Linked DNA regions of Homo sapiens: region 2 is linked to region 1. The links are chromatin loops, found by intact Hi-C in ENCODE. Cell type or tissue: CD4-positive, alpha-beta T cell. All regions are shown on one strand.

Region 1 (8,000 bases):
CTCTATAATTCTTTACTACAACTGAGGACTTTCCTCTTCTTTGATTTTCCTCACTATTCCATTGATGCTACACATTCCATAGTCAATAGGATATTCTACTAAAATACTCCGTCCTTATCCTGCTACCCCCAAATGTAGTGCCCCATTTCTCAGTGACCCCATTTTTTCTAACAGTGGGGATATAGAGGAAAAGGGGAACAACAGCCCCAGGGAGAAGGAAGGGAGAAGCAAAATCCCTATAATTTCTTTCCAGGACTAATATTAGCATGTGCTGATTCCAGCATCTCTAAGTGACTTTGAGAGAAAAGAGAAGGATAAAGAGAAGGAAAGAAGGAAGAAGAGGAAATGAGGAAGGTGACCACAGTAAGATCCCTCCAGTGACTCCCAAGTATTTGTTCAGGTTCTGCCTGCATATAAGAATGAAAGCCAAGAGGAAGCAAACATTTTTACTTCTTTCATTCCCTCTGCAATTCTCAACTTCATCTCCTGCCCCCCCACTGGCTCCTTCTTCTGCTAGTTTCTCTACTTCAGACCCCAAATTCTAAGTGTACCTTGCTCACCTTCAGTTCCCTTTCTGCTAAATACCCCACTCCCAATAATTTAGTCAGAAGTCACTGCCAATTAACTACTAATATCATGGCTATAGCTGAATGTATGTTCCCGCAGTCACACAGTATTAGCAAAACATATTTTCATACAGAATATATAAATGTAAGGATTTAATAAATATAATACATTTAAGAAAATCACTTAATTTTTAAAGTTTTATAAAAATAAAAGATCAGCAAAAGTTAAACCATCTACTTCTCTATAAACAGAATCAATTTTATCATATTTTAAGGCACACATACGATTATATTCAAAGCATTTGATTACAGCATAGAAATAAATGGAATGATGAATCTCAGAAATACACGGGCTAACAAGAGTTCTTCAGCTGCTTCTGTAATCATGTTTTTAAAATGATTAGGCATTCCCTAGCCCAGGTAAGATTTTCATTTTATGATATAAAACTTTTCACAGTAGCTTGACTTAAAAATAGCCCTTTCTTTTCCCATCCCAGTGAAAGTAAATAAGATATATATTCCTTAGAGTATTAAGGTTGACTTGTGCTGTTTTAAAGTAAAACAGCTTATAAGAAAATATGTCCACATACTAAATAGCAGTTTAGGTAATCGTTTAACCAACATTAAGTTGCCCTCATACTTTCAATATATAACTGCAAGGAATTCTAGCATTTAATACCCACAGTAAAAAGTCATCCAGGCTCACCACAAAAAAATATACTCACTTCCTAGAATGAGCAGTTAGGTTTAATGTAGGAAGATTACTTTTACTCTCTTCCTTGACAAGGTGAAGAAGCAAAGCTCTTACTATTTAGAATGTCTTTGTATCATGTTAAATAAATAAGATATTCTGTAAAATTATCAGAAACCTTTAAAGAAAGGAGAGGTTCCATTATAAAATGACCAATATCAGACAACTTTTTTTTCTAAAATATATCTTAAAATCTTTGAAAAAAACATAAACTGTCAAACTGTAATACATACACCAAGGGAATAATCACGAATTTAAAAAATTTAAAATAATCAAAAGCACACTTTCATCAGTGATTTATGTAATTGCTTACCCTATATAGAAGGTAGAATTATGATTCTGTAATTGTAATGAAGTGAAATATATCCTATATGTATTTTTTTTTTTTTGAGACAGAGTCTTGCTCTGTTGCCCAGGCTGGAGTGCAGTGACACGATATCAGCTCACTGCAAGCTCTGCCTCCCGGGTTCACACCATTCTCCTGCCTCAGCCTCCCAAGTAGCTGGGACTACAGGTGCTCATCACCACGCCCAGCTAATTTTTTGTATTTTTAGTAGAGGCGGGGTTTCACATCCTATATGTACTGTTGACAGGAGTTAATCTCTCTTCTAATAATGGGTTCCTTCATAAATTAAAAGCTAATCCTGTGCATTGTGGTTTTTATTACAAAAACCAGTCATCCAATCCTTGCTAGCTAGTGCCAAGCAGAATTATAAATCAGAGAAGTTCATGTAACATGAAAAACATGAAATCAACATTATACTCTGATATTTGTTGAAAGCATGTTTCAAAGAGAATCAATGTTACTTCAGATTAAAATGATAAAAAATAATATCAGAACATAAGTAAGCCCAGTCTGATCAATTTACCTCATTTACTATATAATTTATGTTACCAAATCATAAAAATGTTAAGCAGAAAATTTTTATTTTGTGACTACTTGAACTGAATCCCACAGATGATACACATTTTAGTGGCAGAGTCAATCTCAAAACACAAATTTCAAGTCTTCATGTTTAAGATAATTCCATTAAGGCACGCAAAAGAAGAAAATGATAGTATCCATATAATGCTACCTTCTTCTAATTTGCTATGTGAAAACAATTATGGAAGATAATTTAAAGGGAAAAACAATAAGCACAACAAAAATGTTCATCTTAAAGTTGTTTACATTAGAGAAAATGTGGGAAAAGACCTAAATTTTTCAAAAGAGAGCTTTGTTAATACTGACATACTATTTTGAATGAATATGACAAGGGAACTGATGAAGAATATTTATTGACTTTGAAAAATGTTCATTACACATGGTTGAATGTGCAAAGCAATTTACAAAATAAGTACAGGACACAGTTCTGTCCTATACAGAACAGTCTGATATTTCTAAGTTTACTATTTCCCTTTTGACCTAATAAACACAGAAGGCAAAGGGAAAGATTTTAGATCTAGGTGGCAAATGCCCACCTCCAGTTGTTGCATTCTATCCATCATTGTGCTAAAAGATCAACAAAATAAAGTAAGAAACTAAGTAGAGAGTTTAAAACAAAGCTCTTTTGGATGGATCCTCTCAAAGCTAACAAGCAGCCACCAGGCTCACAGCATCTGATAACTCCAAACTTAAGCCAAATGGCTCACTCTAAACTTTTAACAATGACCAAACATACCAATAAAATTACAGACTAATAGGAATGACACTATTTTCCATATGTTTGTTTATGTGTGTGTGTGTGAGAGAGAGACAGAGAGAGAGAGAAACAGAGAGAAAAGACAGGGAGAGAGAAGAAGGGAATGGATAGACTAAGCAAGTATAAACTTACCTGAAACAGCCTGGTAAAAATATCAAATTCAAAAACTGAAATGTAATCATTGCAAGTTAAATCAATTGTTGATTTTAGAGCCATTGCTTCCAGGCCAGAGCTAATCTGGTGGACCTCATGAAGGCACTGTCTGAATACTTTCCATGGTACGATAGTTCTGTGCAAGGTGGAAAAAAAGGGAAATAATTGAATCAAGTATCATTTAAGAAATACCTCCCTTTGAAGCAGCAAAATTCAATAATAAAATTAATATAATTGTATTTGTACTACCAGACAAATATTTGAGAATATTGTTCATATTTCAGAACAAATGTAGTGGGTTCTGTTTAACTCAATTATTTTGCATTTGCTAAGAATATGACAAAAATTTAAATTAATTTTCTCTCAAACAGTCCTAGGCTATCAAGATAGCTATAGAAACATATCTGAAAAAAGGTATTAGGTCAAAGTCTTATGTGTCATGACCTCTTCATGTGTGTATACAAGGTTATTTAATAATGAATCAAGATTTAATTCTCATTTTCTAAAAACAGTCATAAGATGATGGGTCCATATAATAATAGAAATCCTTTATTCATTGCACAAATGAGTAATATGTATCAACCAATTCAAGAAGGCTAAGGTAGAAAGCCATCAAGACATTTCTGCCACAACCCTGATGTTTTCTGCAGAGATGAAAAACATACGTTATCTAACTTTTCATATTAATACAAAAGAAAAACTTAATTTTTAAACCAACCACAATGGTTATATCATGGGAGTTTATTCAATATTTATTACTTTATTCTGACTGAATATCATTCGACAAAATTTTAACATGTTATGCAGTTACATGATTCAAAAAATTTAGAAGAGCACAGAATGGTAACTAGGGAAACGTCTCTCAACCTATCCCCACCTGACCAGTTTCCAACTCACCTACCCTCTTTCCCACCATGAAAATTAGTGACACCCAGGATGCATTTCTTAGTTAACCTTCCTGCTTCAGAATAATGCCTATTCCTAATTCGGCAGAAGAAAGAAATCATTCAGTTTTTAAAACTTAAACTACAATTTTTACAACAGAATAGCATAAAAGCCGTCCCTCTTATAAGATAACATCCTCTTATAAGATAGCAAATATTTAAATCTTAGGTTTCCTTTACCAGTATCTCTGAAATACAAGACTCAGGCAGAATAAACTAAATTGTGCCTGGCCCCATGCTATATCAATCCTCTTCAATGAGATATCACCATAAAGGTACAACTTTCATATTCATTCAATAATTTTCTATAGCAGTGTTTGTCAAACTTCAGCATGCATCCAAATTATCTGAAGGGCTTGTTAACATAGCCTGATCCTCAACCCAAGATATTATGATTCAGTAGCATTGGGGTGGGGCCTGAACACTGACAGCCATAAAATGTTCCCTGAGGCTGCTGCTGCTGCTGCTGCTCTAGAGACAACACTTTGAGAGCCTACTATATCTATTCATTGCTAAAACAAGGCACTGTTGGGGAAATACAATTATAGAAATAAAGATAACATCTTTGTCTCTGAAGATCACACTTTAGGGACAGAAGTAAAACCTGTAATGCTAAAGAATCTAGAGTGGGGTATGTAAGGACAATGCTAGCTGGGTGATGGATACACAGCAAGGGCTGGAGGGATTCCAGAGAAGCAGTCTGTGGGAAGTGGCATAAATTAATGGTGAGACAGGTTGACAACACTATGCTGTATTTATAAGAGAGTTTAGGTTTCAGGTACCATTAAAAGAAGAAAAATATGAGGCTTAATACCTCAAAAAGTGTTTCTCTATGTATGAAAAAAACAGGAAACCACAGAGAACTGAGGAGAGATACCACATCAGATGCCATTTAGAAGAAACACACGTCAGGCTCTGATTAAGGTTAACAAAATGCTGCTGTTTTTTTTAAAAAAAAAAGGAACACTTTTAAGAATATTAGGAAGCTGTTGATTTACAATGAAGTATAAATATGCAATTATGTCCAGCTTCATTATAATTACCATAAAACTAATGTCTAAGAAGTACATTTTTCTTTTCCAAATTAAAGTTTCAAATACTCAACACACAAAAGGGACATTGATCATGATACTCAGAGTAAAAAAAATATGATCAGGGAACCACTGACTTCAGAACAGTATAAATTTTATTTTTCGTATGAAGAAGTTAAAGCATTTTTGTTTCGTATATAAAGTATACAACGTAAAGTGGTCAAATTGTCAATATTTATTTTGTGTATAACATATAAAGTTTTTTTAAAAAGGCCAAATAGACATCTTCCACATCTGTTACTATAAAAATTATTCTAATCTAGCATTTACAGTGAATTCAATTCATAACTCTTTTGAGCACTCAGTGATTTCCCAGAGCCAGTTATACGAGATGTATGAACTTAAGAAAATTTTAGTCTAATGTACCCCTTCATAATAACAATTTACAAAAGGACAAGCTACATTTCCACAGTACTTGTGTAAATGAAACTTTGTCAGATTACTTGTGATAAACCTCAAATCCAAAGAGGCATTCACTGGAATCTTAATTAGTGGTAGTAATAGGGATTAGGGAGCCAGGGCACTATTTTGTTAACTTTTCATATATGAGTGTTTGCGCAACAGATAACCCTCATTTGATCACTTCAGCAAAACACCCATTATTGTGTAGGAGGTGGGGCTGGGGAACAGAGGTAGGGGGAAGGGGATTTCAAGAATGAAGAATAGAAATAGAGTACAACAACAAAGTCTTTAAAAACAAACAAAAAAATTAGATTATTCTAAACTGTTGCACTAAGGCTCTAAACTTTCTTAAGACTAAGTGGCTACCATTCTTCTCTGAGGTATATGAGAGGAAGTGAACCCAGAAAGCATGAATTTTCACACCTCCATTTAAACTTCTGCAAAAAGACAGTGGTGGTTTCTACTACCTCTTCCTTTAGAGATGAAGCAAATGAGAGAAAATATCAATAGCAAATTGTTTTACAAATGTAGAAATTTCAGGGTGCTGGCAGAGACCTGGGAAGAAGAAAAGGGAAGAGAGAGAGAGAGAGAGAGAGAGAGAGACAGAGAGAGAGAGAGAGAGAGAGAGAGAGAGAGAGAGAAAATAAAAAGGCCAACTAAACTCCAAGTTTTCACTAATCCAAAAATCTTTCAATATATTCTATTGACCCTTACAATTATAAACCACTTAAGTTGCAGGCTGAATCGCTTTTAAAATACAGTGAACAAGTATAAGTAACTGTCAATCTACAAAGAATAGAATACATGACCAATGGATAGCCATGCACCTGTAATAATAATATAATTTCAGGATCTTTTTATTTCAAATAAGAGTAAGAACTGCCATTTATTGATGGCTTACTACCACCTATCTATTACACAGAAATCTATTAATGACTTTTTGTTAAAGTGATAGTTCTGTTCATATAATATCATGAGAGATAAGAACATGATAAATAAGACTATGTTATAATCCTGTTATTAGATAATGAGTTCTAGTCTGTCTACCAAAAAACAATAGTAATCCTCTTTAAAGTCTTGAAAAACAGTATCTTTTCTTTTTTTTTTTTTTTTTTTTATTATACTCTAAGTTTTAGGGTACATGTATGTGCACATTGTGCAGGTTAGTTACATATGTATACATGTGCCATGCTGGTGCGCTGCACCCACTAATGTGTCATCTAGCATTAGGTATATCTCCCAATGCTATCTCTCCCCCCTCCCCTGACCCCACCACAGTCCCCAGAGTGTGATATTCCCCTTCCTGTGTCCATGTGATCTCATTGTTCAATTCCCACCTATGAGTGAGAATATGCGGTGGAAAAACAGTATCTTTTCAAAGACAATGGGATTAATCAGATGCAGGGAAATAAATCTGGAAAGGTGTCAGCTGGTCAGTAGTTGACAAATCACTTAATCTTCCAGGCTTGTTTTCTCCTGTGTAAATGTGGAGAAGTGTATTAGATATTCTAATTTGAAAATCCTGCAATTTTAAGAAAAGGTAAGAAGAATGGAAAATAGAAAGTGTGAGGAGAATGATTTCTTTTAAAAAAAAAAAGGTAAAATATTTTCATGAAACCACTAGTTCATAAAAGGCTACAGGGTTTTAGTTTCAACTGATAGGAAAAAATGAAAAACATTTCATACAACAAAGGGTGAACATCAACAGAAGCCAGGGTGTTTGCAAACAGGAACTTCTGTATACTACTGGTGTGAATGAGAATTTACACAGCACTTCTAGAAGGCAATTTGGAAACAAATTTCAAAAGCCTATACATTATGACTAAGAACATCTACTTCTAGGGATTTCACCTAAGGAAATTATGTCCAAAAAATACATAGCAGCCAAAGGCCCATCCACAAGTCTTTTATATGCAGTGTTGTTTATAAGAGCAAAATATTTGAAAACAAATACGTTCACTAGTAACAATTTTGTGCAGAAAAATATTTATTGTCGTGGAAAAGTGTTCATGGGATACTACTAAATGGAAATAGTATTTTTAAAATTTTGTCCTTTATGATCCAATGTTAAACTATAATGTCTGGAGATGCCACAAATTTAATAACTGGCTTGTGGAAGGGATTATAAGTGATTTCAAAAATATATTTTCTGTATTTGTTCATGGTTTTTAACTTTTTATATGTCTAATATGCTCTAGTGTACTAAAAGAATAGAAGATGTACTAAAACTTTTAAATGTATATAATCGTAGAAGAATCAATGAAAACCACAAAGCAGTGTCTGCTTATGACATAGCTTTATATGTAGAAAATACAAAAATTTTACAGATTAAACTATAGGAAATAAGAAAATTGAACATGGTTGCTGAACACAAAATTGATATAAAATATCAGTTGTAGTTTTATATTGGC
Region 2 (8,000 bases), 79 kb after region 1:
TGGTTCCCATAACACTCACAATTTCTTGTAAGTGTTATTACTTAGTCTAAAAGGTTGCAAAGCACAGGGCATTTTTCCATCCATTACAATATAAACTCATAAACTCCCCAAGCAAGTAACTGAATTTTACCAGTGTGTATGTGTGTGTGTGTGTGTTCAGAAGTAACGCCAGGAACCTGGTCTCTGTTAAGGTCCTTAAACTCCCATGGACTGGCCAGGGAGCACTTTACCAGCACTGGCCCAGACATTAGCCAAAGGCAGAAAGGGGAGGGAAAGACATGAGGGAGGAAGACAAAGAAAGGGAGGCAAAGCAGACACAAAAATTTAAGACAGGAAATTTAGATTATCAAGAGACAGCACTCTGTTTACGCCTCAAATGGGTCATACATCTAACAGTTACAGATAGTCACAAAATGGTTTAATACTGAATAACTGTAATATAAAAGCAGTATTAGCATGAATCCAGTGGTTGCTCTGAAAACAAGATATAGTTAATAATGTTTTATTTCACATGAAAATGCCTTCACATATTATGCAAATTTGAAACTTAAACCTCAAAAAAACACAGCAGAAATGGTGAATTCTGTCAGCATGGTAATGTATTTTATACACAGTTTTGGCTAAGTGTGACAGAATAATACTATCTGATGCTGATGTTTATTTCCTTCTCGCCTAAGCAAAGCAGCTCTAGTCTATGGAGAAGTCAAGGACTTAGGCTCCTTCTCCCATCCCTGTTCCATCACCCTCCTTCACATGGTTGAGATGACTCATAACCCTGTTCACATTCTAGCCAGCAGGGAGCAGGAAAAAGGGGAATGAGCGGGCATGTGGCTTCCCTTTAAGGGCATGATCTAGAAGCTGCACAGCTCACTTCTACTCACATCCAATTCATCAAAACTTGCTCACAGGGCCACATCAGCAACATGTGAACCCAGGAAATGCTATCTTTACTATGGATGGATAACAATGGGGAAATATATAATGATAGGAAAGGGACAAAATGGATTTTGGAGGCAATTAGCAATCTTTAATACAGATGTCAAAGGAAACGACAAAACAATTTTCATTAAATATTAAATGCTGTTTCACTGAGTGGACTAAACTAAGTTAGAATAAGATTTTTAATTTTTGTCTTTTCTTAAAGGAGAAAATATTAAGATAGACGCCAAAATACTTGAAAGTTAAGATTATATGAAATACTAAACATTTTCTAAACTAACAAAATAAGTATCTTTTCAAATTTTAGTTCCACACATTTTTTTAGCATAAAATAGAAAAGAAATAAATATGCACTAATAAGTTTAAATAATTTCACTCTTGACCCTAGGGCAAAATACTATCTTTCCTTGAGTCATATATTTGTAAGAGAGATGATTATACATAAAATATAAACTGAAATAATTTTACAAATAAACTTTATTTTTCAAACACAACCTACTCGATTTTAACAAGAAACTGTAGGTCTAAGGAGCTCAGCCCTGAGTCCAGAAAGGTCAAAGGAAGTTTTATACAACGTTCTCTTGGGACATTTCATGACATCACCTACAAAGACAGTTCAAGAAGGTGAGAAAACATTTTAACCACAGTGGAACAGAAGCTTCTAGGGAACCTCTATACCACATTTCTAGACCAGAATATTTAACATATATAATTTGCCACAATTCTTTTTAAGTTACAGTCTTTCTTCTTCCTAAATACAAAAAAAAAAAAATTCATTAACAATCAATTTTGTTTTTTTAATCCCCTGTCCTCCCATGTAATGAATGCTGATGAGATCCTGAAATATTCCCCAAAGTAATGAAAAAAAATTAAAAATGCCCAGTTCATATAGCTCCTAAAATATGCCTCCTTTTAGGAAATACAAGTTACTTTTCTAATCTGGTTTTGTAGCTTATGAAAAAAATAAACATTCTTGAATACACAGGTAAAATAAACGTAACGAATACTGTTTGTCTTTCCATAAAGATGTTTTGTCACAGTAAAGGCAAGAAGATCAACTCTCACACACAAAACTGCAGCTATCAGCTGGGTGTGGTGACTCATGCCTGTGATCTTGACGCTTTGGGAGGCCAAGGCAGGAGAAATGCCTGAGCCCAGGAGTTCAAGACCAGCCTAGGCAACATGGCGAGACCCTGTCTCTACAAAAAATTTAAAAATCAGCCAGGCATAGTGGCATGTACCTGTAGTCCCACCTACTTGGGAGCCTACTTGGAGACTGAGGCAGGAGGATGGCTCAACCTAGTAAGTACAGGCTGCAGTGAGCTGTGTTCATGCCACCACACCATAGCCAGAGCGACACAGCAAGACCGTCCCAAAAAAAAAAAAAAAAAAAAAAAAAAAAAAAAAAACCAAACTGCAGCTATCTTCATAATAATGGAGGAAGATTTCTTCCAAAATCAAATTTTTCTATTTTTCTTCTACATTATTATACTTTTGAAACATTTCTTTATATTTCTAGTTAATTATCCTACTGCAAGAGAAATTCTTGCTATTGAAAGCCATGATAAGAAGTGTAAATCATCTATTACATATATTTGAAGTGGTATCTTCAAATAGTTTTAATTTAAGGGGATATCTCATTTCATATGTAATTAGTCAGCACATGTATAAACCCAAGGATCCCAACTGTCAGATGTATTTTATTTGCTTCCCTTTTCACTAGAATTCTTACTCTGGGGAATTCCAATGCCTTAGGTGTTATAAATGAGAACAAAGAAGAAGGAGTGATGCAGAGTTATCACACTTTCTACCTCCTCCCCTGCCCCTGCCCCAGTAATGCATTGCTGCCAACATCAAAACATCTTGGAAGGCTGTCCAGGGTATCGTTACCTTACAAATCCCCATGAACCATGATGAGAAAAGCCTACTATTAATAAATAAATAAAGCCACGTAATAGGTGTCCAAAATTGCCTAATAAGATTGCCCATTGTTTATATGACAGACATTTAGATCCTTGTACTCTGTACTTAATTTCCTACCAGAAGCAATATTTCCTATCAAAGACTTTTCCTTTGTTGTATGTAATAATTTCCCCTGACTCAGCACTATAAGGATCTGAATGTTTTTCTTCTGTTACAGGAAGCGTTGGTAACCCGGATACAGAATCAATCTTATAAAGCATCATATAACAAGAAAGATCAGTCAGACTTAGTCATGAAAGACAGGAGCCAGATTAAAAACTAGGTATTTTTTGTTGTTGTCTTAAAAGACCAATTTCTGTATCTAAAAGTTTGTTTCCAATAAATAAGTAAATAATTTACAGTCTAATATTAAGTTGTAAAGTTTAAAAACAGTAAAAATCTGTTTATATAATTTCAGAAACAGAGCCATTATCAAGTAAGAAAGTAAGACACATGCCATGTAATGGAAAGCTTATCTAAAGAGTAGCCTAATGTGAAGTACAATGTCTACTTCTCCTTCAATTAAAGCACAATGAACCAAAAACCACCAAATTTATGTCAAACTCTGTTCTCAAAAGTTGGTCAATTCATTCATTCAGATATTAACTGATTGCACATTGTCCATATAGCATGTAGTCTAGTGTAAATATAAAACATGGGAAGCACCAAAATTATAATTCAGTGACACCAAACTTCTAAGTGACTAGAACTTAGCTGAGGAGACACGGCTGACATGAAATATCCAAAATGCAAAACCTTGTCATTTAAATACGAAATTGCATGGTAACCAGAGTAACTTCCTTTCTTGTTTTATTTTTTCTGATATATACTTCCCCCAAACCAGACCATACACATAACCATGTTCATGGTTGAAAAATCAGAAGAGCAGAAGAGAAAAAGTGTAAAAATGAAAACACAATCCTTCAATTCCTCCACTCCTGAGATATCCAGCACCAAAGAACCACAATACAATATGCTTTCACATATTGTATTCTAAGCTAGGCGTATACTCCCATTCCTTTAAAATATCTTCCATGACATCTTTTCCTGCCTGTATCTCCTACCTGAGCATTAGCTTGGGGAATAGCTCAAATACATTTCCCCATTGAAAGGATGGGGATCTCCAGGTGGGCTCAGACCGCCAGGCGGGCTCAAATGCCATCCTCCGTGATTCCTGAAAATTGTGAGCTTCCCTCAAGTAGAAATGAGAACCTGAAGCATCAAGATAGAACTGTCTCTACACCACCAACTACAATGTTCTGACAAAAAGTAAAAGCTAAAAAATGCTCAAGTTCTAGCACTTGATTATTCAGAAAATGCTTCAAGAATGAGAACTTCAATTATACTTTGAAAGACAGTTAAAATTTGTTGGGGGAGAAAATAAATCATCAGAAAATATTCACAATACTAACTGTGACAACCTATTTGATAGGATGGTCAAAAAAGACCCATCTAAGGAGGTGATATTTATGCTTAGATCTTTATCCCTCCCCTGAAAATATGTAGAATCAAAAGAAAAACTTTTCAGGAAGGCAAAGCAATTTGAGGAGGCAACAAGTAGAACATACCTCAGAACTGAAATTAGACAAGTGAGGCTGAAGTTTAAATGTTATTCAAGAGTAAGCAAGAAAGTCACACATTATGTTTTTTAAATTATTTCCAATTAAGGGAACCAAATAAAAATACACAGAGGGATACTGAACAGTTAAGAAAAGAAGGTTGCAGCCAAAATGCTAGTCAAAGTAGTTTCAGGTTGATACAACAGGAAATTTTAAAAAAAAATTTAATTATATTAAATAGAGCTGGCATAATATAATTATTAAAGCAATGGATGAAAATTCTTTAAAGAAGGTATAAGGTAATGCCCGAATACTACTCACCTATTTGATGAAAACAGATGTGTACCATAAAAAGATTCCCATATACAATATACGACCCATATACAACTAAGAAACTACCCCAACAGCACCTCTGTTATAGCAATTTTGAAATTTTAATGTCCACTAAGAAGAAAATATAACATGAATCAGGATAAATAACAAACATCAGGTTCCAATTATGTGCTTCTCAGTAAAACTTTTAAATATGCTAATCTTCAGCAGTTAATGGACAACAAATAACGTGGAAAGTGGTTTTACTTGTAACTCTGATACTTCAGTTATATACAAAAACAGATTCTAGATGCTGATTCTAATTATGGATCAGCAGGCAAAAGAATGATGCATGTGGCTGTAAGACCCTTTTCATCCTTTTTAAAATGTCACATGAAAATACAATCCACAGCTGATTAAAATAAATACCTCTCAACCATACCAGATTGACAGGTCCAGCTTAAGTTTCTCTGGCTTTATCACTATTAAATTTCTTTTTCCATCTCCAGAAAGAAAACAAAACTGAACAAAACAAAAACGAACCATCAAAGCTCTTGTCCATATAAAGGTCTAACAATGCCTGCCAAGTTTTATGGTGCTCACTAAATAGGATGTAGCTCAAGATGAGTGCATTATCTATCCTTCATTCCTTCAATCTGTATTGAGTACCTACACCGTGTTGGAAATGAAGTAGGCACTGTGGTGACAGTGGTGAAGAAAACGAAGAAACAGAAACTGTGACAAGTACTGGAAAGAACACAGCAGAATACCATGAGATAAAATAATGTGTCAAAACATTTAATGATCACTCAGGGAAGGCCTCTCTGAGGAAATGACATTTAAGTTATGATACGAAAGATGTGTTAGGTAGTTGGAAAAAAATCAGGCACATGAAGCCTCAGATGTGGAGGTCCTAAAGGCCTGAAAAACTGAAAAATGATGTGAGTGGATAAAGAAGGAAGACCTGAGGGAGAGTGTCGTGAAATGAATCTAGAAAGGTAGATGATGAAGAAATATGAATGATAAACCCTTCATATGAGTAAATAATGCTTTTTGTCTTATTACTTCTCTAGGTTATAGCCATCGCAGTTTCCATTCATTCTGATCATATAATCTTGAATAATGAGAATGAATTTGAAGACTAGCAAATATTGCAACTCATTCTGTAGCAAATAATTACAACTCATTCTGCATGATTCTGAAGAACATTCCAGAATCCTGCTTCAGGCAGAATAGTGAAGGCAGAACAAATATCTCTCTCTGAGACAGACAGGCTTATTAATTTCTATGATCAGTTAAAACTAAAGACAAAATTAGAAACTTTATTGTAAAACAAAAACTAGGAACTTTTACTTTTTTTTTACAACTCATTTGGCTTTCAAAGCGACACTCAGCAAGATATTTTCTCTTGCTGCTTGCAACCAGTTTTGTTTTCTGAATAAGAAATGCTGTTAGTATTTATTTTCAGTACTTAGGGGTATTATAAATATAAATGAGTTTAATTCTGGTTTGAAAAGAACTCACATTCTTGGGTATATTCCTTATAATTTGAATAATTTTATTATTAATGGAAATTTCTAAAATTAAATATACTTTTATTTTACATCATTTAACATCAATAATAATCTAGATTAGATCTGTTTTGAAATCTTGGAACAACACAAATTTTAAAATGAAAATTCCAAACTTTATATAAGTTTCCTCTGAGACATTTAAACAATCACTGAAGACCAGTATCCTAAGGGAATTAGAACCTGATAATTAAGTAAAACCTTTCGTTTTAAAAAAAAAAATTTGAGAGTAACTATTTTTCCAGACCTTAAGGTTGTCAGGTCCAGAATTAACTTGCCCTCTGAAAAAATCTCTACCTAGCCCATTTTACTATTAATATATTTTTTAACTGCAAAAAAGACAATTAATTCAACAACCTTAAAAAATATATCAATCACAATTTCCTGGGGTGGGGGTGGGCAGTTGAGGCAGTGGATGAAGAGCTATTGGTCAAAGGATACGAAATTTCAGTTAGACCGGAGACATAAGTTCAAGAGGTTAACAATGTACTGTATATTGAAAATTGCTAAGAGGGTATATTTTAAATGTTCTCACCAGTTAAAAAAGAAAAAAAGTAAGTATGGGAAGTAATGGCTATGTTAATTAGCTTGATTTAGCCATTCCACAATGTATACATATACAGAAACATCATGTAGTACAACCATAAATGTATTTGTCATTTTTAAATAAAGAAATAGGGCTGGACACGGTAGCTCATGCCTGTAATCCCAGCACTTTGGGAGGCCGAGGCGGGTGGATCACGAGGTCAGGAGATGGAGACCATCCTGGCTAACACGGTGAAACCCCGTCTCTACTAAAAATACAAAAAATTAGCCGGGCGTGGTGGCAGGCACCTGTAGTCCCAGCTACTCAGGAGGCTGAGGCAGGAGAATGGCATGAACCAGGGAGGCGGAGCTTGCAGTGAGACAAGATTGCGCCACTGCACTCCAGCCTGAGCGACAGAGCAAAACTCCATCTCAAAAAAGAAAAGAAAATCAAGTAAGCAAGCAAGCATGACAGAAGTCAAAATCAAAAACAAAATCTTCCCCACTATACATAAATGAACTCAAGTATTCAGAAACAAAATATGAAGGACTAGGTTAAACTCCGACAATAAGAGCACAGATTTATCATAGGGAAGATGTGCCCTGCTTTTACCTTGCTGTATCACAAGATACCCTATATTCTTCAGAAATGCTGCAGTCTCAAAGGAAAAGATCATCCATGGGACACTTTATTGGAAGCTTTTCTTGTTTACCAATTAAACTATGACTTCATGTTATCACAACGCTGACAAGGTGTACAAACTATGTAACATTTTGCAACTACAGGACAGTCTGCCTTTCACATATCACTTATTAATCTCCATGAACTATTAGCATCAGCCATTTTTCAAGGCTCTTTATCTTCATTTTAACTGCAAAAAGGAATTGCTTTTTCCAGGTTCTTGAGGATTCTTTTCATTGGTGAAAAGCGGCATGTAATGTTACAAAGAATAACCCAAAAAAAGCTTTCAGTTATGAATGTATTTTCCTATATCATGAATAGTTCTAAAAACGAGCTTCAGTTTGAAAAGAGTAACTTTGAAGTCAGATTTCTCAGAAATCTTTTTGTGAAAACTGAACAACTGGATGTTGAATGATGTGTAAAACTACTATCTCACAGTGAAGGAAATGT

What was found. Hi-C counts contacts between places; a loop is a spot of excess contacts. Peaks named below come from ENCODE experiments on the same cell type or tissue, not always from the same donor. Only the 100,000 strongest peaks of a DNase experiment are listed, where the experiment ranks them.
Region 2: a loop joins it to region 1, with 4 times the contacts of the local background. A loop is called at or near these places in 7 of 110 quality-filtered maps.

Annotation. Positions count from the first base shown.
Region 1 is chr3:105,748,331-105,756,330 of GRCh38, forward strand. CBLB (Cbl proto-oncogene B) reads right to left here. Exons shown (of 19, transcript NM_170662.5): 5 at 3,132-3,288. Among named protein-coding and RNA genes, the nearest start is that of CBLB, 120 kb to the right of the region's middle. In CD4-positive, alpha-beta T cell, no CTCF peak of the experiment used is centred here; DNase peaks (open chromatin) are centred at 4,571 and 4,961; H3K4me3 peaks cover 1,041 bases; H3K27ac peaks cover 5,462 bases.
Region 2 is chr3:105,827,354-105,835,353 of GRCh38, forward strand. The region is part of intron 3 of CBLB (Cbl proto-oncogene B); the gene reads right to left. Among named protein-coding and RNA genes, the nearest start is that of CBLB, 38 kb to the right of the region's middle. RefSeq lists a silencer at 1,601-1,650. In CD4-positive, alpha-beta T cell, no CTCF peak of the experiment used is centred here; DNase peaks (open chromatin) are centred at 1,548, 2,728 and 3,088; H3K27ac peaks cover 257 bases.